3 separate regions of the Homo sapiens genome follow, and all the other regions are linked to region 2. The links are chromatin loops, found by intact Hi-C in ENCODE. Cell type or tissue: endothelial cell of umbilical vein. All regions are shown on one strand. Region 1 overlaps LINC02516 (long intergenic non-protein coding RNA 2516). Region 2 has its middle 80 kb from the start of LINC02516. Region 3 has its middle 73 kb from the start of LINC02516.

What was found. A loop is a pair of places that touch in the nucleus more often than their neighbours do. Peaks named below come from ENCODE experiments on the same cell type or tissue, not always from the same donor. Only the 100,000 strongest peaks of a DNase experiment are listed, where the experiment ranks them.
Region 1: a loop joins it to region 2, with 2.0 times the contacts of the local background. A loop is called at or near these places in 2 of 110 quality-filtered maps.
Region 3: a loop joins it to region 2, with 7 times the contacts of the local background. A loop is called at or near these places in 2 of 110 quality-filtered maps.

The regions. Positions count from the first base shown.
Region 1 is chr4:124,523,272-124,531,271 of GRCh38, reverse strand. The region is part of intron 5 of LINC02516 (long intergenic non-protein coding RNA 2516); the gene reads left to right. Among named protein-coding and RNA genes, the nearest start is that of LINC02516, 31 kb to the left of the region's middle. In endothelial cell of umbilical vein, no CTCF peak of the experiment used is centred here; DNase peaks (open chromatin) are centred at 4,401 and 4,581; H3K27ac peaks cover 1,078 bases.
Region 2 is chr4:124,474,608-124,482,607 of GRCh38, reverse strand. No RefSeq gene overlaps it. Among named protein-coding and RNA genes, the nearest start is that of LINC02516, 80 kb to the left of the region's middle. In endothelial cell of umbilical vein, no CTCF peak of the experiment used is centred here; a DNase peak (open chromatin) is centred at 3,847; H3K27ac peaks cover 2,400 bases.
Region 3 is chr4:124,627,399-124,635,398 of GRCh38, reverse strand. No RefSeq gene overlaps it. Among named protein-coding and RNA genes, the nearest start is that of LINC02516, 73 kb to the right of the region's middle. RefSeq lists a silencer at 3,386-3,465. In endothelial cell of umbilical vein, no CTCF peak of the experiment used is centred here; a DNase peak (open chromatin) is centred at 3,508; H3K27ac peaks cover 1,714 bases.

The DNA of each region.
Region 1 (8,000 bases), 49 kb before region 2:
GAAGCATGGAAATCTGAATCTATTATACACTGATTCCTATACAAATATAAGTAAATGTACTTTTGAAATGATACATCTCTCTCTGGAGAAAGCTTCTGATTGGTATGCTATTGGGCACTGTCAATGGCTTTGTCTTGCTAAGTGTTTACATCAGTAACTTAGATGTACATGCATAGGACATTCTTATCAAATATAGGCTGGATACAAAGCTGGAAGTGCCAAAGAATAAGATACTCTACCTACTGCAGGCATTTAACATAAATAGATGCAATTGACTAAGCAGGGATAAATTAAAAGTCCTGTGTTTATAAGCAAAGAATCCAATTTCACAAGTATACAACATGTGAGTCATAGCTTAGCGTGTTTGGATGCAATGCTGATAGATCACACAGCAACATTAAGCAGAGTACGAAAGTCCAGATTCCACAACCTAACTTGAGAACTGTGGTGACATCGTAACCGACCCAGAGGCAAACATGAACTTCAAACCATCAAAACATCAAAGCACAGTCTCCAGAGGGAATGGCAAACCCAAGCCTATTTATTTTTTTAAAAATGGCCCCTCAGGCTTTTTCTGAACTATGTACAAGGCAGAGGAAGAGCCAGGCCAGTGGTGGGATACCTAGGGGACAGGTAGGTACAGTCTGCAGAAAAGGGCTGGCCAGAAAGTTAGGCACTCATTCCATTCACCGAAGTTCCAGATAGGGTCACAGTCCTTAAAAACTAGCTTAGGATATTGGCATAGTAACACCACAATGCAAAAGAAATCAAAACCTGTTTATATAAGTAGGGCCAGTGAGAGTGATGGAATTTTGAAACCTGCAACTTAAAAATTGCACACAAAGTAACCCGGTGTCACCTCTGGGTGAGCAGTAAAAATAACAACAGCAACAAGAGCAATTATTTCTCTTTTTTGGCTGTTACTGTGTGCTAGGCATTCTACTAGGTAATTTTACATTTGTTACCTAATTATTGCTCACAATAATAGTAGAAGATAAGCATGAGATTCTCCATTTGCATGTTAGAAAGATGAGATTAAGTAACATGCCCAAGAATTCACAGCTCTAGCACACCCAGGATTCATTTGGTCTGCATGGTTCCATGAACTTTCTAGTACGCATTACGGTCTGTATCTGATTAGCCAAAATTGAACTCATGTGATGACTTAGAAGCCTGGCACCATGACTAGACTTCCAGATTCTCGATCTGAATAAGTGACTTAGTTGTGAGCCTCATAGGCAGGCAGAAAAGCACAAATCCTTAGGAATAAGGTAGATTTGAACAAGCAAATTGAGGACCTCAGTGACTTTTCATGGAGTAGCTGAGGAAAGATAAAAAACATTTTCTCCACCAAGAAAAATATAAAGAAAAGACATGGCTAATTGTCAGTATCTGTAAAATAAACTTGAATGCAAAACCAGTGAGCTTTACATGCACTAAGTCTGTGTTAAGGTGCTTTAAAAAGCACATGTGAAATTAGTGCTCATTAACAGAAGAATTAGTGAGCTACACTAAGGAAAGTCATGCACAGACCCTGCTGAATTCCTATTCAATACCCATTCTCAGACAGTTTTCCTTGTGATTGTAACTCCATCTTAGTTGATGGTAGAAATGCATCTTACTAAAAGCTAGGTTTCCCCGCCTTTTTTGAAAATGTGGGCATATAACATGGGTCTGGTCACAGACAGTTGTAGGTGCAGATCTGGGCATGTTTAGGAAAGTTTGCCTTTCAGTATAGCCACAGTATTGAATATAGTTTCCAATATAGGCACAACTGCTGTCCCATTATTTTCCTCTTCCTCCTTCTTGGAATGCAGATGTGAAAGAATGGCCAGTCATCCCATGGCCATTAGATGCCTTGTGAAGGTAAAAATCACATCCAAAGGATAGTGATCCTTGGATAGAAGGAGCTTACTGGATATTAATGGCATTGAGAAATTGTTGCATCAGCTCTGGGTTGCCTTAATATGAAACATCTTGTTAAGTGAAAACTCTTTTTAAACCACTAGAGTTATATTTCTGCTGAATTGAGAGAATCTCTAGCGAACAGTTAGGGAAGGATTTCTAGGATCAAAATTTTTAATGAGGAATTTGAAAAAGATACCCTATTGTCTTTTAGGGTCAAGTGTTCCCAATAAAGAAAAAAACGTTGGTTGTTGAGCCTGTATTTTTTAGGCTCCTCAAAAGCATTTCAAATTCTCCTTTTGTCATTATTGTTTTGAAATGTCTTAAAAATGTTTAAGGGAATATATCCTTATTTATGTTGTGTGGCTCTTAGCACGTCATTTTAAATCAAATACTTAGGTCTTATTTAAGTCTTAAGAATTATTTCCTCCTTTCATATCCAGCCTAGTTCAAGCCTTCTGGATCACCCTTAAGTGAATACTGAAATTTTCTAATCTAGCCACAAAGTCAATTAAGCCTTCCTCATATTTTGCGTCCCTTCTTGTTGATTATTTGTTAGCTTTAACTCTGTATTCTGAGACTTCCTTGACTGATTCTTATAACATATGAATTCTCTTCTCAGCTACATTCATGCTGCTCTTGTCTGCTAATAAGCATTTATTATGGAAATCAAACGAATTTACAATGTCTATAGCTGATGTATTTTTGTGGATGCAGTAGATTCTCAGTCTCTCTAATGATATCATTTGGAAATCTGTTTATTCCTATCGACTACATTTCTTTTATGTTGTTCAGTTTGTTCAGTTTAATACTTTTGTGGTATTACTTTTCCTCAAACATTTGGTGATTTGTGGTGTTCTGGCCATCTTTATACTGGAAGATTCCTAATGCTGATCGTGGATGGATGTCAGTTCTGAGGGTTGTTTGAATGGAAGGGCAGTCAGAGCAGGCTGCTGATCGCGCTGACCTTGGCTTCATTTGATCTCTTCTAAGAATTTGAAGTGGGAAATAAGATGGTTGTATTTGTTTTTTATGCCCTCATGATGCAATATTCTAAATGGATTATCTAATAAAGTTCCATCTTGAGAACTAATGAATTCTGTGTGACTGAAATAATTGAAAGATAGGTTTCACAGCAATTTGTTGATAAGCTTTTCCTAGGCATTTAGGAACCAAGAAAAACAAAAGAAAAGAACAAAGGGTAATATTTAAAACCTAGGATTGAATCCCAATTTTTCCCAATTAATTGCCCTTTTACAAGTCAACCTATCTCCTCTGAATCTTTGTAAATCTGTAAAAAGAAAATTATAATTCCTAACTGAAGAATTAGCTCTGATAATAAACTAATATATATAAACAAATCTGGATTTTAATAGCAAACTTAAATTATAATTATATAAATTATAATTATATATTATATAATGAAATTATAATTCCTAATATTAGTATGATGCTAAAAAATTCATGAACCATAAGACAGTTAGCCAAGATTATAAGCAGAAGGAACAAACATTCCAACTTTCCTTGATCTTGATCAGTCTTGGTTTATACCTGTTTCTCTAGGAAAGTTTTATTAGCTCATTCTTTCATTCAACAAAGTATCATGGTTTGAAAGACTATGCATTATATGGTAATCTTAGCATTCAATACCCCTGAGCTTCTGTGATTCAAATATCTTTAGTAAGACTTTGTCTATAAGAGTTGAACCAGCCTTGTTCCTAAGCAAGTACAGCCATATAACTTCTAATTGGAGAATGTGTGGGAGCAGCTAAGTGCTCAGGTGTCCAATCGGACAAGCATAGATTGGAATTTGGACTTCCGTGTGTATCAGCTCTATGAACTTTGACCAGGACTCAATCTTTCTGAGCCCCCATTTCCCCGTCAGTAAAATGGAGATTTATAAAATGGTTTGAAGACAAATGAGCTAATTTTGTTACACATTGTTTGGCATATATTAAATGGTATAGCTATTTTCTACAAAAGACAGAACACAGTATGGAATTTGTTGTAGATTTTGGCACTTTTTTATTTGTGCAAGTTAATTTTGGTATCCACATTTGGATTACACTGTTTTTATACCCATGTGAAGTAGATCACACCTTTCCAACTGATTAATGCCGTTTTAGAATACACATACTATTATTTTGAGAGGAAAAATAATGGTAGTAGTCTGATCGTCATGTTCATAAGGGAAAAAAGAGAAGCTGAAGTGTGTGTCTACCAAAGCCCAAACGTTTCCACTGCTGCTCAATTCACAACCCAGATGAGATTGAAACAGCAGGGTCATTAGGGTCTCCAAAGGAAGAAAATTCCATGTTTATTTCTGATTTATTGATTTCTTCCATTATTCCAGCTTCTGGGTTTAAAATGTTAGTGAGTGAAATGGTTTTGTTGACATTTCCAATAGAGGTCCCATGACCTCAACGTTGCACACTATTTAAACAGGAAATATACCCTTTTAGCACTGAAGTAAACACAACTGGCGATGAACCACCCGCAGGCAGCTTTCTAACAAAGCCCCTCAAACCTGCCTGACTTTCCTGCCACATGGGCCAAGGAAGGCAAACATAGCCATGAGAAGAAAAAGCTGACTCTCATTCCCATTTGAACCAACCACTCATATTTTCAATTCGTAGATTTTTGATAAATGTCATTGCCCCAAGGTCACCCCCAGGGTGTTGAGACTTTTATCTTGCCAGTCATCCTAGTTATTTTTCTTTCTCTTCCTTTTAAGAAGTTTTTATCCCTAATTTTCACATGTTGTTTATTAACAAAACATGTACAAGGAATGCAGACTCTATATTTCAAACATTTCTAGGCTTCAAGGATGGGAGAAGAATTAAACAAGGGAGAAGGCTGGCTTCCAGCAATAACACAGCTTTAACAAATACATGAAATATTTATAGAACACATAAAGAACAAAGGAAATGGAGCACTTCCTCGGTATATGATTTCTCTCAGTGTTTCTGTCGACCTGGTCTTTTGCCACTACTTTTTTTCCCCCTGAGATACCTGTTGAGCAACAAAGAGTGAGATGTACCTGGTCAATGTACTTTCAACATACCGTCTCTCCGATTTTGTAAAGGAAGAATCTCAGATGCTAATGATGATTGAATTAACATTTTCATTCTGAGAACATTGTTTTTTGGAGGAAATACACTGAGAAATCAAGGCCTCTAGTAAGTTGTAACTATTTGAGAAACCATCTAATTTTAACCTAGATTTTCAAGAACAACAACAAAAACTGCTAAAATATTTCGATTGCTATAGGAGAAGACACATAAATTGAGAAACTGGCAGGGTGATTTTCTCAAAGTAAAAAAGAAAGTGTCTTCATACTTACAGTCCATTCCTAGGGTTGCTCTTACTTCCCTAGAACTTAGTTTAACAGTTTTGCAAGCAGAATTATTTATTTAATTGACCACAGAAATTTTCATTATTTTTGTAATGAGAAAGAGAAATGGAGAGCATATTAGAGATCTGCTTCTGGGGTAAAAACTGATATATAACACCTAATATATAGCATTAATGGGTGTTGTTACTGAAACTGGAGAGTTCCCTGGCTCCCCTTGCAGGGCCTGTGACAGGGGTGTGGCTCTCTACACCACCACTGTGAGCTCAAACCCCTTTCAGGAGCGGGAACATGCAGATGAGCAGGTGCGGGAGCCAGGGCAAGCGCTTTGGGGTCTGGCCCCATGGTAGTGTCTAATGGTGGGTGCCTGTGACCCCAGCGTTACAGTGCTCTTTTAGCTCTGCTGTCCACAGACTGCTTAAGTGTTAACCAGCTCAGTGCCCCCTCTGCTTTTCTGTAATGGGCCAGTGTGACATTTTCTGTGTCATGAGCTCTTGTCCAGTGTCCCCAGGAGTATCGAGTCGCACACAGACTTGAAGGGTGGTGAATGTCGGGGCTTTATTGAGTGGTGGAGGTGGCTCTCAGTGGGATGCATGGGAGCTAGAAGGGGGATGGAGTGGGATCTTCCCCTGGAGTTTGGCTGTCCAGCAGCCGAACTCCTCTCTGACTGCTCCAGCCGAACTTCTTTTGGTTCTCAGACGCTCCTTCTCTTTCTCTGCTGCGCCGTTCTGCTGTTCATTTGCTTGTCTCCTTGTCTCCTCATCTCCCTCTAGGGCCTGGGGTTCATCGTTGATATAGGTACAGGATAGGGGGTGTGGTTGGCCAAAAGGCAACTTTTATAGCACAAAAACAGGATAGCCTGTCCTTATTTAGGGCTGCAGGTATCCGGGATTGAGAGTGGGGCCTTTGCCGAGGAACTGCCCTCTTCTACCTAGTATTTCTCTGTCGCCTGTTCGTATAATTACCACACATAATTCCCCATATAACTTGATCAAACTTACATCACTTGCTTTATCTTTCCAACACTTGGGTCCTGCATTTGTGCAGTGTCATTGAAGTGCTATTTATACTTAATAATTGATTTTTACAATGCTATTTTACATCCATTGTACCAGGAGCTGTGCTAAGTGTTTTACATAAAATATCCCATTTCATATTCATAGTAGCCCTTTGATTTTGGTAAAAATATCAAATATAAGAACACCAAGATTTGAGAAACCCAGGTGATTCTACCAAGCCGGAAGGAAGAGAGTCTTAGATCCCCCTGGATGTTCTCACTCTGCATGTATTCCCACCCCAGCTGGGACAATGGTGTCACTTTAGATTGTAGCATTTCCTGTTTCCTCTCCTCACAAAGTAAAATGTCATCATTGATTCAGAATAGTATTTTTGAGCATCGAATTTAACCTGTTCATTGTATGAGTGTGTGTGTGTGTGTGTGTGTGTGTGTGTGTGTGTGTGTGTGTTGGATATACTGGCTTAAGACAGTGGCCAGGTGTGGTAGCTCATGCCTATAATCCTGGCAAGGCAGGAGATGCCAAGGCAGGAAAATCACTTGAGCCCAGGAGTTTGAGGCCAGCCTGGGCAACATAGGGAGACCCCCTTTTCTACAAATAATAATAAACTAGCCAGGTATGGTGGTGCACGCCTGTAGTCCCAGCTACTCAGGAGGCTGAGGTGGGAGGATCGCTCAAGCCTGGGAGGTCGAGGCTGCAGTGAGTGGTGATCAGGCCACTGCACTCCAGTCTGGGCAACACAGCAAAACCTTGTCTGGAAAAAAAAAAGAGAGAGAGAGAGAGAGAGAGAGAGTAATAAGTATCAACATAGTGTAGATTCTGGAATCCATATGCAGCTATCAGTGGGAAACAGCCTCCTAGAGCCCCTTCTATTTTACAGCCCCCACTCCTCTTCCTCTGAAGACCTTGACTATGCTGCTCAGTTTGTTTGGGAGTAGATCATTTTTCACTTATAAACATTTCCTCCACATATGGTATTCAAATCATGGACTGTTACAAGAGATGTGTGTAAGCCAGGGCAGTAGTTTCAGAGAATCAAAAATAAGGCTTCATTTTAGCAAACAGCTTAGAGAAGAGCTCAGCATGGAAGAAAAGGTATTAGCTGTACACATGTTGAAATTGGAAAATTAGTTTAAATAAAGTAATTTTAAACAAATTTGGTTGACTGTGAGGACATGATAGTCTAAGTTACATTTCTGGATACATAAAAAATCTATTATAAACACATTCATGCAAAAAATACATACATACATATTCACCTATTTTTGAATTACTGTATTGTATGACCTAAGGAAATGTTACTTTTTTGATGGCAAAAAACTCCAAAAAGAACATTGTTTTAAATTTGGCAACCTACTTTCTCCTAACTCTATTAAAACTAGAAGATCCCTTTAACAATGCAATGTGTGTATATAATATGAGTGATCACATCTTTGTTCAGTTCAGTCTTTTCTCCTTATGCTTAGTCTCAACTCTGTCTTGAAAATAATAAAGAGCACATGTTAGCTGCCTGGAGCCAGTCGTCTAGGCGACTCCTATCATTTTTATATTATCGGTTTGCTGGGTGTAATTGGCATTTATATAAATAAACTTCCACCTCATACCTCCTTTCCTTTTAAGGCTCAGATTAAAAAGTTCTGCTCCTTCGTGGACCTTTCCAGAACCCCAAGACCTATTACCCTTTCTAACCTTCAGTTCCCACAGCAGCTGTTGATACCTCTTTAAGA
Region 2 (8,000 bases):
GTGCTTTTATTTGTAGACAATGATTGAGAGTCAGGTTTTAGTGGCTCCATTGGCTATTCATTGAAATAGCCCACCTGCCCTAATTATTGCCCAAGAAAACAATGACTTAACTAATTTCACTAATAAAGTGCCCTATAAATCTTCTAATACCACATGAGGTAAGAGACATGTATCCATGTTTGGACAGATGAGGACACAGAAAAGGTAGATAACTAGCTTAATGTCCCACTGCTTGTTTTATTTATTTTTTGAGATGGAATTTCGCTCTTGTTGCCCAGGTTGGAGTGCAATGGCTCGATCTCAGCTCACCGCCACCTCCGCCTTCCCCATTTAAGCAATTCTCCTGCCTCAGCCTCCCCAGTAGCTGGGATTACAGGCATGCACCACCACACCTGGCTAATTTTGTATTTTTAGTAGAGACGGGGTTTCTCCATGTTGGTCAGGCTGGTCTTGAACTCCCAACTTCAGGTGATCCGCCTGCCTCAGCCTCCCAAAGTGCCAGGATTAGAGGCGTGGGCCACTGCGCCTGGCTCCACTGCTCGTTTTAATAAGTTTGTAGGAGAGGATTGAAATGCATAATAATCATAAATACAAGTCAACATAAGGTGATGAGGACATTATTTTGCTAATTTTAGAGGAGCTGTTTCTTGCAATAAAAGCTTCTGAGTCAGAGAAGGATGATATTTCCCACTAGAGGGAATGGTGATGGGTAGATGGAAGTGGATGGAAGAGAACAGCACTGAGGCGTCATGTGCATGAGAATTGAGGGTGGGGGCTGGACACGATCCATAACAATTACTCTGTAGATGGTAAAAACCTCCAGATGATTTTTAAGAAGTCATGCTGAATAAAGTACCCTATAAATCCTCTGAGCTTTCCCTAAAGGAAAACTCACAGTAAAGATATATATTATTGCTCAAAGTTGTTTGACTGATAGTTCCTTACATGTGAATCAGTACAGAGATCAGGCCACAGGGCTGTTTCACTGTATGCCAGTCACATGAACATTGCTAACAGCATGTTGCCTGTAAAAAACAGTTTGGAAGTGAGAACACCCAAGTTACACTCCAGGTTCTGAGCAAGACATGTCCTCTTTCTGGGCCTGTGGTCTCATGAGAAGTTGGATTTTAAAACCTTGACAGAAGATTTCAGTGGCCATAGACAAGAAGAAAAGATAATCAGGCTAGTGACTCAGATCAGGGCTCATCTGGTGTGTGTTCTTTAATTTTCGTATTTTAGAATGCTCCCCTAATAAGCACCATATCTGAGCTGGAAAGACCCAAGCAGAGTCATCCCTATGCCTCCAGGGCTAGGCATAGTCATAGGAATATCATTTCTCCATTATAAAGTTCCAGTAGGAAAACACAATGGAATGAGGGTAAAGGACCACCTCTTCCAGGGATCTGGAAAGAATATGAAACAAGGGAAAGACGTGAGTCAAGTCTGCTTGACTCTGACTTTATAATATTATTCCCATCGAGTACATTTCTACGATGACACTAACAACAGCATTTTTTGTAGATATTATACTAAGCCTCCTTGCATTTGACCATGAATACTGCAAGATCTGGGGGCTTAGCAAAAGAGACTGTGTACACTGAGAGCCCATGCTGTGATGGACATGGTGCTACTCACTCATGGTGTCATGTGCTTTACTTACCTCTCAATTATTCTTTAATACTAAACACAGAAAGGGTAAGTAACTAGCTTAATGTCCCACTGCTTATAAGGTCAGATGTGATATAAAAACACTACCTTCTAGCCCTCAAGCCTGTGTGTGTTTGTTTTATATCATCCCATAAGAATGCTTTTCACATAAGGCTACTGCGTTAGTACCTATAGCGCCCACTGAGATTGTAAACTGAAGGAAAAGTTTATTAGGATACTATAGGATTAAAATTATCATGTACCTGTCAGTCAGATATTATACCCTGCTTGATGAAAAGGCACAGCAATTTTATTATGGAACAATATGAATAATTTATCACTACACAGTCATGTGTAAATATCATTCGTGCTTATTGCGTTAAATAAGATTTTCATGTCAGCCGCATCTAAGAACTATTCTCGAGCTCATTTCAATTTATGATCTTAGATGACCCTGCACAGTTATTTTAAAACCGTACAATCCAATAAATAAGTATATAGAGAAATTTCTTCCATGACCAGACTTTGAGAAGGAGGAAGGAAAAATCTCTGCACTATTTACATCTATATATCTCTAATTCTTAACACAGTGCCTGGAATCTTGGTGGTGACAAATATTTTGTTTTCATAAAGATAGAGGTTTGCCGGTTGCAGTGGCTCATACCTGTAATCCCAGCACTGTGGGAGGCCAAGGCCAGTGGATTGCTTGAGCTCAGGAGTTCAAGGCCAGCCTGAGCAACATAGCAAAACTCCATCTCTACAAAAAAAATTTAAATATTAGCTGAGCATGGCGGCACATGCCTATAGTCTGAGCTATTTCGGGGGCTGAGGTGATAGTATTGCTTGAACCGGGATGGTGGAGGTTGCAGTGAGCTGTTATTGTGCCACTGCACTCCAGCCTGGGTGACAGAGTGAGACCCTGCCTTAAAAAAAAAAAAAAAAAAAAAAAAAAAAAGTAGAGGTGGTGGTAGGGTGTGAGTGCATGTATTTTCTATCATGTTCTCTTAAATACGTTTAAATTAATGTCACTGAGAACAGATGCATTTGGTGAATAGCGTCTCACGTTAGGTAATCAGTACAGCAGTTTTTAAGAGTGAAGGCCCTGAAGTCAGACTGCCCGGATTTGAATCCCAGCTCTATGATTTAGGCAAGCCTGCTTGTTCCTTAGCCTGTGATGTGGGTTAATAATAGAACCAATGTTCTATCACAGAGTTTTTGTGAGGATAAAATGACTGATGCAAGTAAAATACTTAGCTGAGTGATTAAAACATGGTAGGCCTCAATAAATGTTCAATTTTTTATTAGGTGAAAGAATTAACCTTAGATTCACTGTTGGCCAAAGAAATGTCTCACAGTGCACTATCATTAAGGATATAGAGAAAAGTAACTTCTAGTCTGATCCAAAACATCATATTCTGCCCTTGTTTTCTGAACCCCATTTCTGAAAAAGAGACCATGGCAATGAGAAAAAAAAAATAGGGATTAAAGCATACTTTTAGGAATTATTACTTTTTCATTATTACTTCATTCTCCCTGATTTCTAAGTCGAACTAAACCCCAAACCTTCTCCAATCTTTTGATCAACTCTAAATTTAATCCTTTCCATTTTAGCTGGATTTGTTCTAAGAAAGGATTGTTGAATTTCAGAAGACAACTCAGTCTTCACTGAACATGAGGGTATTAGATTTTTTTTCTTTTCTTTTTCTTTAATTTCAGGGACTCCTCATATCAAAATATCATTCTGGAATTTGTGAAAGAATAAAAAGTAATATTTAAAACAAAAAGTGTCTGTCAAAAGTGATATGAGGTGGATACATTAATTAGCTTGATGAAATCTTTCTACAGTGTATACATAGATCAAAACATCACATTGTACCCCATACATATACACAATTAGTATCTGTCAACTGAGAAAAAAAAAAGTGATGTGGAGGTAAGGTGATAACTCCATGAATAGAAAAAAAATCTACCATGCTTTTAGCCTGTGATATGGGTTAATAGATGTATCAAGATGTAAAACAGCATCATTATCTTTTTATAAGAACCTCATGTTTCACAATGAGGAAATAAAGTACCCAAGAAAGCATTTTCCTGCCTAGAGTTTTTTATATAAATAAATATATTGCCCTTTTCCTGTTCTTCTCCACCAGAGTTAAACAATGGACACTTAGAAGGGAAATGATGTCAACACCCTTGATAAAAATCAAGCTATGCTGGAGGAAACACAATAGAAAAAAAACAGAGCTTTCTAGCTTCTGTAGTTTGTTATGGTAACTCCATGAACCTTTATTAAATGTAAAGCATAATTTCATTATAGCCCCATGCTGACTTAAGTTCACTATGGATGCACAGCTTTTGTATTCATATCTTTTAGCAAAGATAACTAGGATATCCAAAGCAAAGATAATTGTCTTTGGCAGCTAGAATTCGTAGCTTTGAATGTGTGTAACTCTTTTTTTTTTTTTTTTTTTTAAGTTTGAAATTTGACTAGCATTCCAATGCATTTCATAGCTATTCATTCTGGGAAAGGCCATTTCTGCAGAGTTTACAGAATGATTGTGGAAAATATCTTGAAGACCATTTATCAGTTTAATGATACCAAATAAATGCTTGGCAGAACATCCAGACTATAGATAAAAGATAGTATAAAATATGTGAAGATTGCAAATTTGCCAGTGGCAAATTTGCAGTGTTAGAGTGGGATGTATTGCAAATTAATCTTATTTTCAAGGAAGTGATTTCTTCCATGAATGTTCTAGTTCGTTGAATGAGCATAGAGCTAGATAACCTATTTTGCCGGTTCAGAAAACCAAGGTCAAATCTCTTTTTAGTCTTTAAGTTAATGTCTTGACTCCTCTCCTGCTCTTGTGCAAACTGTTTTGAAGAATAAACTATTATAATAGTGATAAGCTTAACATATTTTGCCATCAATATTTCTGTTATTAACTGGATGTAGTAATTGAAGGAAGCCCTCCATTGTATCTGAAATGAACTGTTTAAAATCTTTCATATAATCCCCACAACAAAGATTTAATCCTGGTAGTCACTGCTGTTTTTCAGGCAGAACAATGATGTAACCATGTGTTATAAAGGGAGGAGAAGGACATTGTTTAAAATGAATAGTACCATAACATCACCAGAGGTGAGGTACCATCACTCACTCACCACAAGTCCGAAGTATCCAACTGGGAGATGTAAAATGCTTTACATACTAGAACTCTCTATTCTTCATTGCATGTGATATCAGAGGTCTTATTTTAATCAGAGCCCAGGCAGTATGGAGGACTCAGTCTCCACTACAATATAAGAACTCAAGGAAGCAATAAAGGTAAGAAAACTACACTCTGAGGAGCTCTTTGTGTTAGTTTAACCAGATCTTCCTTCTTTCCAGCAGTCTTAGGTCATACAGAGTCTAAAACACTGGTTCTCACGACAAAAATAAAATGAAATATTGTCTTTGAGATAACCTTGGAGATTGCTCAGCTGGCTCAATCCTTTCTACGCATGAAGACAACAGGGTACAAAATAATAATAACAGCAATAACTATACATAATAATAACTTATGTGATAAATGGATTTAGTCTATTTATATAATGAATGAATGAGCAGTTAAAAGGAATAAAGAAAAAAGTAAGGCTTAATTCATGTCACATTCTGAGACTAAATTCAATACATTGTCTCTTATCCTACCTTGTTTTTGAGCTCCTTCAATTTCTGTTAAATCAATATATAATTATTTAATTATAGCCTCATACAAAGAGAGAGGGAGCAACAGACTTCACTATTGGGTTTTTGCCTAATTTAATTATGACTGTTAAGTTTCAAATCAGAAAAACAAAACCTAAAATATATCTCAACGTGATAATAAGAAAATTGAAAGAGGGGAAAAAGAGTTTGTATTAGAGTTCTCTAGAGGGACAGAACTAATAGGATAGATAGGTATATAAAGGGGAGTTTATTAAGTATTAACTCACATGATCTCAAGGTCCCACAATAGGCCATCTGCAAGCTAAGGAGCAAGGAAAGTCAGTCTGAGTCCCAAAACTGAAGAACTTGGAGTATAATGTTATCCCAGCATGAGAGAAAGATGTAGGCCGGGAGGCTAGATCAGTCTCGTTTTTTTCACATTTTTCTGCCTGCTTTATATTCGCTGGCAGCTGATTAGATTGTGGCCACCAGATTAAAGGTGGGTCTTCCTTCCCCAACCCACTGACCCAAATGTTAATCTCCTTTGGCAACACCCTCACAGACACAAGCAGGGACAATACTTTGCATCCTTCAATCCAATCAAATTGACACTCCGTATTAACCATCACAAGTTTATCCCTTGTCAACTTGAACCCATACACATCTCCTGAGATCATACATAATCTTCAAATAAAGACAATAATAAGGTAATAATTATGCCTAACATAATACAACAATACTTTGTACAACCAGAAACACACCAATCCCTAACCAAAATACTATTACATAAAGTTAACAATACTTAAATGCTGAAATGAAATCAATAAATGAAATCACATAATAAAGAAAAAAAGAAAAGAAAAAAATTTTTAGTGCAAACGTATACACGCACAAACATATTTTTAACAAAAGAAGAATAAAATACTCATGACAATTACAGTCCTCATTTCTGCAGCTAGTCACGTGTTTATAGCTGGTATTGATGACTACCCTCTTCTAGTACCCATTCTGTGTTCCCTTTGCCTTCAGCAAACACCTCAGCAGGTAGTGTTTTTTTTTCTGGTGGAGTGACCCAAACCTTCATTTCTGAAGGGTCTGGGCCATATGTAGTCCTGCCTGGATTGGGTTGTTGTAGTTTCCCATTGACCTTAATCACAGAGCATGGTAATACACTAGGAGTGATGGTGAGTGGTGCCATGTCCACTTCCACCCCTCGATTCCTGGACCCATGAACCCTGTCTATGGGAGATACAGTACCATATATTGGATGCTGATTCAGAGCATACAAGGCCTTCTGGAGAACTTTGCCCCAGCCCTGCAAAGTATTGTCATCTAGTTGCCATTTTAATTGTGACTTCAAAAGGCCATTCCACCATTCTATCAATCCAGCTATTTCAGGATGATGGAGGAACATGGTAAGACCAGCAGATTCCATGAGCATGAGCCCACTGCCTCACTACTTTAGCTGTAAAGTGAGTGCCTCGGTCAGAGGCAACACTGTGTGGAATACCATGATGGTGGATAAAGCATTCCGTGAGCCCACAGATGGTAGTCCTGGCAGAAGCATTGTGTGCAGGATAGGCAAACCCATATCCAGAGTAAGTGTCTATTCAGGCAAGGACAAACCTCTGCCCTTTCAATGATAGAAGAGGTCCAACATAATCAACCTGCCACCAGGTAGCTGGCTGATCACCCCAAGGAATGGTGCCATATTGAGGACTCAGTATTGGTTTCTGCTGCTGAAAAACAGGACACTCAGCAGTGGCCATAGCCAAGTCAGCCTTTGTGAGCGGAAGTCCATGTTGCTGAGCCCATGCATAACCTCCCTCCCTGCCACCATGGCCACTTTGTTCATGAGCCCATTGAGCGATGACAGGGGTGGCTGGGGAAAGAGGCTGAGTGGTGCCAACAGAACAGGTCATCCCATCCTATCCACCTGATTATTAAAATCTTCCTCTGCTGTGGTCACCTGTTGGTGAGCACTCACATGGGAAACAAATATCTTCACAGTTTTTGACCACTCAGAAAGATCTATCCACATAACTCTTCCCCAAATTTCTTTGTCACCAATTTATCAATCATGCTTCTTTTAAGTTCCTGACCATCCAACCAAACCATTGGCTACTGCCCATGAATCAGTATATAATTGCACATCTGGCCATTTCTCCATCCATGCAAAGTGCACAACCAGGTGCACTGCTAGAAGTTCTGCCCACTGGAAAGATTTTCCTTCACTGCTGTCCTTCAGAGATGTCCTAGAAAGGGGCTGTAGTGCTGCAGCTGTCCACTTTCTGCATATTGTGCAGAACCATGTGTGAACCAGGCCCTACCTAGTCTTCTCCTCCTCTGTGAACTGATCATAGGGAACTCCTCATGAGGCCATCAGTGCAGGCTGGGGGAAAGAAGGCAGGGTGGCAGAAGTGGAGACCATGAACATTTGAGACACTTTCTCATGTAACTTACTCATGCCTTCAGGACCTGCTTGAGTTTGATCACGTATATACTACTTCCATTTGATGATGGAATGCTGCTGTGCATGACCCACTTTATGGCTAGGTGGGTCAGAAAGCACCTAGTTCATGATTGGCAGTTCAGGTCACATGGTGACTTGATGACCCATAGTCAAACGTTCAGTTTCTACCAAAGCCCAGTAACAGGCCAAGAG
Region 3 (8,000 bases), 150 kb before region 2:
GAGATTTGGGCAAGGACAGAAATCCAAATCATATCAGAATATCAGGAAAGATATAAGATGAAAATATGATAAGCTATTATGTATAAACAGATTTTGGAGTAAGGCTTTGATACAAATTCAATATCCTTACAGAAAAAAAAGCAATCTAAACAAAACGCTGACTACCAAACCAATCCACAACTGAAGGCGTTTTCATTCATTAAAACCACAACAATAAACTGTGTTCATACCTTTTCACAGGGATCCATCAATTAGCAAAGATAAATAAGGTTTAGTTAGCTGTCTTTCAGTGAATCTTGAGGATTAATGGTGCTGTGCTTTCTATTAGTATGAAACATAAATTCCATTCACTAAGAATTCAAATGCTAAGCTGGAAAATCTCCCACACCTACATGTGTGGTTTATTCCTGGCAAATTATCTTTGCATCATTGTTAATTTTTGCAGTACATGTACAAGAGCAAAACAAAGAAAAATTTAATTTCATAGGTTTCTGTAGGGGCCATTCTTTCGTAATTAAACTTTGGAGACATTTTTTAAAAAATAGCATGTGATGTATTAGAAAGATCACTGAGTTAGCACCCAGGAGACCTAGAAAGTAATCTACACTTTGCTGTTCTTCGTTCCACATTCCTTCCTGGCTACTGTTCTATTCATCTGTAAAAGAGAAATAATGATTCCTATTCTTCCAGCCGTTCATATGATTATGTGAAATATCTTCCCAAGCGTAAAATGAGAGATGCTATATCTAGATTTTAAATACTGGTGATTGTTAATACTGGAAAATTGATTGAAAATTATTTCTAGATTTTAATAAAATAAAAATGTTCAAAAGTAAATTTGAATAGTCATAAATTCCAGCATCTTCTCAATACCCAGGAGACATGAAATCTCAAACATTTACAAAGAAGAAAACAAGAAGGCTACAATGAGGAGAGAAAACTTAAAAATTATATTCAAATATTAAAAGTGAATATAATTGATTAATGATGGTATTTGATAATCTGTATCTTGTTCAGATTTGCCTCCCTATGACACTGGACTATGGCAATATGGTTTTGTGTTTCCAGAGTTCTATTTTTGTTCTATAATTCAGTATTTTATTGGCCTTTTGGAGAACTACAATTCATCATTTGGATTCCTACAGTTTACCTGTCACCGCTATATTTTCTTCCAGGTTAAGCTTGAGGTCCAAGCCCACTCTTCATACGACACAATGCACCACAAACATTTTCAAAACCCTAATTTTAATGTGCCTGAAAAAGGCCAATGTTCCCTGAAGAAAATAAGTCGGAATAGTAACAGTCAAGATCTTTAAACCTACTCTTTTTTTCCAAAATAGCCATGCATCTCCTTTACTATGGGACAGTATATGTTTTCATTGGTAACTGACACATGTGTTTCGAGAACATGTATTCCCCCAAAAGAAGGTTCCAGTATCATTTCTCATTCATGAATAGAAGAGTGACATGAAAGTTTAATTTCTAGAACCATAAAGCTTTGTTTCTAATCCCCCAAACATGCTTTTTCATGTCCATATGTTTCTCTTTAAAGTAAATACATTGCAGAGAAGTAAGAGAGAAAAGTACAGTAAAGGGAGAAACATGCATTTCGCCTAGAGCAATTTAATTCATCTAAACAAAGGCTGAGCTCCAAGCAAATGTAGCTTTGGAGATCAGAAGATAGCAGCTGCTGGCAAACAAGCAGGTTTTGGTAATTCACACTTGGGAGGGCCTGCTATGGCGGCTCAAGAGACCCCCTTGCTTTTGCCAATGGTTATTGAGCAATCAAAACATTTAGAATTCTCATGGATATTTGCCTAAAGCAGGTATGACCACACTGAGGTGTAAAGTAATGATTAGTTCATGACTAGAGGTGTTTCCCTGGTTTTTTTCTCAGTCTGTTTTGGATTATCCTTAATGGGAGCAAAGAACACAAAGGGTTTTCTAACATGTACAGAGCTGTATTTCTCACGGAATATTTGAGTATCTCCTTACATCAGAATCAGGTCATGGGCTGGGCAGTCAGGTTATGGTCTGTAAAATGAGCTCCTGAAAGTACCTGATTGTAGATTTATTACAAACTCCACATTCTAGTTTACTTTTGTATATTACTTATTTACAGAACTCTGCTGTACTCTGTTCTGCCACTCATAGATATGTGTTCACCCTAAAATTAATAATGAAGCCAAAATGGCTCTTGTGCCCAAACCCACTGCAATCCTATAGTGCTGAAAGCACCACATTAAGACTGCTCTCTTATCTTTATCCTTAATGCCCCAAGCTAATCTGAATATAAGTTCTTTTTGTTGGAGACTCTAAATTCAAATCAACTCTGCAGGGCCTGGAAGAAGAGGAGAGACAGGCCCATTTATACAGAATCTAAAATAAACTTGCTTTTTGGCTGAGAGAACAGGTTGATATGGTAGATCCTTCATCAGAATATGTGAGTACATATAGGTATTAAACATTTTAAGCTGGATGATACAGGTCCAGTTTAGTTAAAAATATCTCTGGAAAAAAATGTTATTCAGTCTTGAAATAACTTTGAAACCCTGCCTCCTACGAAGCATTTCTGTAGGACAACAGTAATGTATTTGCTTCAGATGGTTTCAGTAAAGCCTCATCAAAAGGTCATGCTAACCAGCCAAAGAGAAGCAAAGGCCCCACCAGGCCAGATCTAAGATCGCATAAAAGGAGGGTTATTCAATGGCCGAAGGAAATAAATATATTAATAATGAGTCTTCCGTTTGCACATGACAGAAATCCATTCAAATTATTCCCAAGACAGGGGACTTTATGGAAAGGCTGGATTGCCTAACCATAGAACAACAGAATGCAGCTTAGCCTGAGGGGCAGCTGAGGCCGGGAACTGGACATCCTCCTGACTGTCTCTCTTTTGTTCTCTCTAGATGTAAGGTTATTGTTTTATTGAAGAGCAGCTTCTTTCATAGGTTAGGGTCTTCAAATCTCATAATATTACCACTACAGAGGGATTTTCAGTCTTTTCAGTCTTCAAAGGGGAGTATCTAGATTGGCCCACCCTTGAATAAGTCAACTCTATCAAGGCAGGTAAAGTGTTATTGTCAGTTCCTGTTAGAACTTCAAGGTCTTAGGGGAAGAGGAGAACAGCATCCTAATGCAAAAGGGGTGCAGTTCCCAGGAAAAGGGTAAAACAAAACTGGAGGAAGTCAATACACCTTAGAATGGGAGAGATAAATGATTAGTTGTGCTTGAATTGAGAAACCTTGGCAAGGGAAACTGAGGGCAGAGGAGGATTTGGACTAATTTTTCTGGTAAATGGAGAAGGATAAGGCAGTATCTTGTTCAAGTGACTGTGACAAAAGCCTAGGAAATTATCAGGCTGATGAGATAAAGAGCAACATAGAGATTACTCTGCAGAAAGAGTTAAGGCCAATGAGCCATTCAAGCCTTGAGACTGTGATGACTCATGACTTCCTTCAGCTTCTGCTGGTCTTCAAAGAAACACAGCCTCAGGGTTAGTGGGGCCCTCTGCCAAGTTTCAAAAGTATTCCAGACTATAGTATCACTACTTTCTGCCTACTCACCTCTGTAAGCCATTCCCGGCTGAGGAAGTCAGAATTCCCTCATTTCCTCAACTCTAGGACAGGCTTTACTCTCAGCAAATTTAATTGAAAGAAAAATGCACTATTCTTTTTCTTTTCTCTTTTTAACCCATTAGGCCTTAAGACAAACAAAAGGCAAAGCAAAACAAAATTTTTTGAGTACTATTTTGCAAATTACTTCTATTCTGATATGGAACTTTATGAACCCTGACTTTTTTTTTTTAAAGAATTTATTCTGTCTTTTGTTTAGAAAATTCAGTGAATATATTTAGACCTAAATGTCTATTCAGGTCCTTTGTCTAGAGACAGATATTTTGTCTCTAATTATCATTCTGTCTTCATGTCTCTAATTTTTATTCTGTGACAATATATCAAAGAAGTCTTTTAATTTTTTTGAACTCCAGTTCTTTCAAGCATTTAGTAGAGCCAACACCTGCTCTTTATGCTCTTCTTAGGACACTTAGGTAATACAATAAAACAATACCATAAAAAAACGAACAAAACCCTTCTGTGTATCTCCTTAGAAGAAAAATAAGTTATTTCAGGATTTTTAAAAGAAATTCATTTAGGATTCCTTTTTAGCATTCCTTTTGTCAAAATACCTGTCTCTAGACAAAGAATCTGAGTCGACAGTTCTCCAAAGATTATATACAACTGGCCAACAAATACATAAAAAGATGCTCAACATTGCTAATCATTAGGGAAATGCAAATCAAAACCACAATGAAGTATCACCTCACACCTATTAGAACGGCTACCACCAAACAAAAGAAAACAAAACAAGACAATCAGAAAAAAACAGAAAATAAATGTTGGCAAGGATATGGAGAAATTGGAACCCTTGTGCATTTTTGGTAGGAATGTAAGACGGTACAGCTGCTATGGAAAACAGTATGGCAGTTTCTCAGAAGATTAAAACTAGAATTACCATATGATTAACAATTTTACTTCTGGATATATATCCAAAAGAATTGAAAGCAGGATCTCAAAGAGATATTTGCACACCCAAATTCATATCAGGACTATTTACAATAGCTAAAAGTGGAATCAATCAAGTGTCTATTGATGGATGAATGGATACATAAAATGTGGTGAATACAAACAAGAGAATATTATTCAGACTTAAAAAAGAAGAAAATTCTGATACACGCTACAACATGGATGAACCTTGAGGGCAATACGCTAAGTGAAATAAGCTAGTCACAAAAAGACAAAAACTTTACAATTTCATTTATATGCGGTATCTAGAATAGTTAGATTCATAGAAATAGAAAGTAAAATTGGTGTTTGACAGGGACTGGGAGAAGAGAATGGGGAGTTTTTGTTTAGTGGGTACAGAGTTTAGGTTCTACAGGATAAAAGCTTCCTGAGATTAGTTGCACAACAATGTGCATATACTTAACACTACTGGACTGTATATTTAGAAATCCTTAATATGGTAAATTTTATGTTCTGTGTTTTTAACTACCATAAAAATAATTTTTAAAAATAGCTCTAGAGATAGATTTATAGTTTTTTCATATTCCTTGGACTATAAATATTATTAGAATGTGTTGTTCTAAAAATATTTTGATTATTTAAGTAGTAATGTTTCTATTATTAGTTGATTTGACATAAAACAGATTTTTAAATTTCTTGTAATTTATACTAATTTATGCTGTATAATGTTTTCATCTAAAAATTACATTTAGGCAATTGTAGCTAACTTTATTACATTAACTTTTAAAAAACTATAGTGTTTATAAACACTACTAATTTCAAAATTGAATCTTTCCCTACATAATTCAGCTTTTAGAACATAAAAAATATGCATTTTAAACAGTGTTTAAATCAATCATAATTAATTACATTTCCAAATACATCTACTAAGCTGGGCCTTACAATTACAGAGCTAATTATGTTGAAAATGAAATTCCACTATCCCCCAGGCTTGCTCAGTTACTTCTGTGCTCTAATTTAGATACCCAGGGGTTTATTTGCTGCTAGGCAACACCTGATAAAAATAAGTATATGCATGAACAATTATATACCTATGAAGACATGCAAAAATAGTTTTATGTGAGAAAAAATATTATCTGCTTAACGTTTTGAATATTTTCTTGATTTTTATGTGTTTTTAGTACAACCAGGCAATATAGCCCTTGCCACAAATATAGACTGCAAAAGATCCTGGGTTTTCAAAAACTGAGGTTACAGTCAACCTTTAATGTATACTGAGGCACAAATTTCTCTATATCGAGGCATGAGAGATGTCAGCTAAGTAGGTGTCATTTTGTAGGTTGATAAGTTAAGACATTCTGTTAGAATTATTAACATAGTATGGCAGAATATTAGTATCTTAAGAGGTGGTCAACTACTAATCCTTCTAGAGAGGTGAAGTTTAATACTGGGTGTGGTACAGAACAACCGGGAGCTGGCTTCATGTCTCTAATTTTTATTCTGTGATAACATATCAGAGAAGTCCTTTAACTTTTTCGAATTCCAGTTCTTTCAAGCATTTATTTAGTAGAGCCAACACCTGCTTTTTATGCTCCTCCTAGGACACTTAGTTAATACAATAAAACAATACAATAACAAAAGAAACAAAACCCTTCTGTGTCTCTCCTTAGAAGAAAAAGAAGTTATTTCAGAATGTTTAAAAGAAATTCATTTAGGATTTCTTTTTTAAAAAACATTAGCACTAAGGTAGTGATCTACTATACAGAAGCAGCACTTTCAATGCAGTGGAAGAAATTGTTTCTTTTATGGTGTATTTCTGTAAGATCCAGGCTGTTAAAAAGTTCCAGACAGAAATAACACTTTATCACACTTGGTTAAACTGAATTTTTGTACTTTGGTTTCTGAAAATCAAAACCTCTCATGATTGTATTTAAACATCTTTAATAAAAGTGGGCTTACATGAAGTAAAGCAGTATGAAGAAATATGATAAAAACAAAATGTGTGTGCATATAATCTCTAAAGAGATTAGAGATGAAGTTAAGATCAGAGTCGTCTTTTTATTAAATATAAAACCATAGAATCAAACAATAATTGAATTTCTGTAATAAATGTTTCATATATCAAAGCATTATAACTTTTGGTGCTCAAATGTCTTCTACTTCTGGCATGTTCTATTATGGAATTATTAATTTGAAACAGGCAGATAATCTTGAATGTCATACTTTAGAAAAATACAAATATGGCCAGGCATGGTGTCTCATTCCTGTAATCCCAGCAGTTTGGGAGGCCGAGGTGGGCAGATCACTCAGGGTCAGGAGTTCAAGACTAGCCTGGCCAGCAGGGTGAAACTCTGTTTGTACTAAAAATGCTAAAAATAGCTGGGTGTGGTGGTGGGCATCTGTAATCCCAGCTACTTGGGAGGCTGAGGCAGGAGAATTGCTTGAACTTGGGAGGCGGAGGTTGCACTGAGTTGAGATCCCACCACTGCACTCCAGCCTGGACAACAGAGTGAGACTCCATCTCAGAAAAAAAGAAAAAAAAAACAAATATTAGGTCAATAAAATAATCTGTATTTTAAAATTTCTTTGGAATTATAACCAATTTGATCAAAAGATATAGATATTGAAAATATGTCAATATATTATATTATAAATGTTAGATAAACCATTCATTATTTAGTCTTCTAATACAACTGAAAATGCTCAGTTACAATTTCATTGATTTACTCACATTCATTGATTATTTCTCCTCTCAATACTGGGAAGGCTGGAATGATCTTTTGTTAGCATATACTAGCAATTCGATTATTTGTAAAACTAGTTCTTTTTTAATTATGTAGGTTTGTATATGGAAAGTAAATTTTCAGACCCAAGTGTGTTGGTGACAGAAATGTCACTTACTTGGATGTTTATGGATTTCTTGTTAAAAACCGTGTGGACAATCTTTTATTTTATTTATTTATTTTTTTTATTTTTCCTCTCTTTAAATTGATTCTGATGAACCCAGTTCTATTTTCTTTACCTCTGAAGTGTCTTGCTAGGTATATGGAGAAGATAAGAGGAACAATGGAACCCAAACTCTTCACTGGTCATCATGGGTCCAGTTCTGCTATAAGTTATTATCTATGACAGCAGGATGAGAAATAAAGAGCAAGGTGTAGTAAAGGACACAAGAGTCTAGTCACAGAGGAAGAACCGAAAGATAAATACTTTTGTGTTAATTATTTCACTTCCTGGTGACTGGCTTATTGTAACCAATGCTTCATTCTTCATCCCCCACCACCTTACTCCCTAGAACTGAGGAAGATCTGATGTTCCCTATGCCCAATTAATAGTTTTATTTTAAAAATGTCATCAAAGTAGACATATGTTCAATAAAAGTTGGTTACAATATTCTGAGAAATTACAAAGAGTGAGTCTTCACATCGTGGCAGAACCAGGATGATTTAAAGGCTTACTTACTAATTCACCACAATT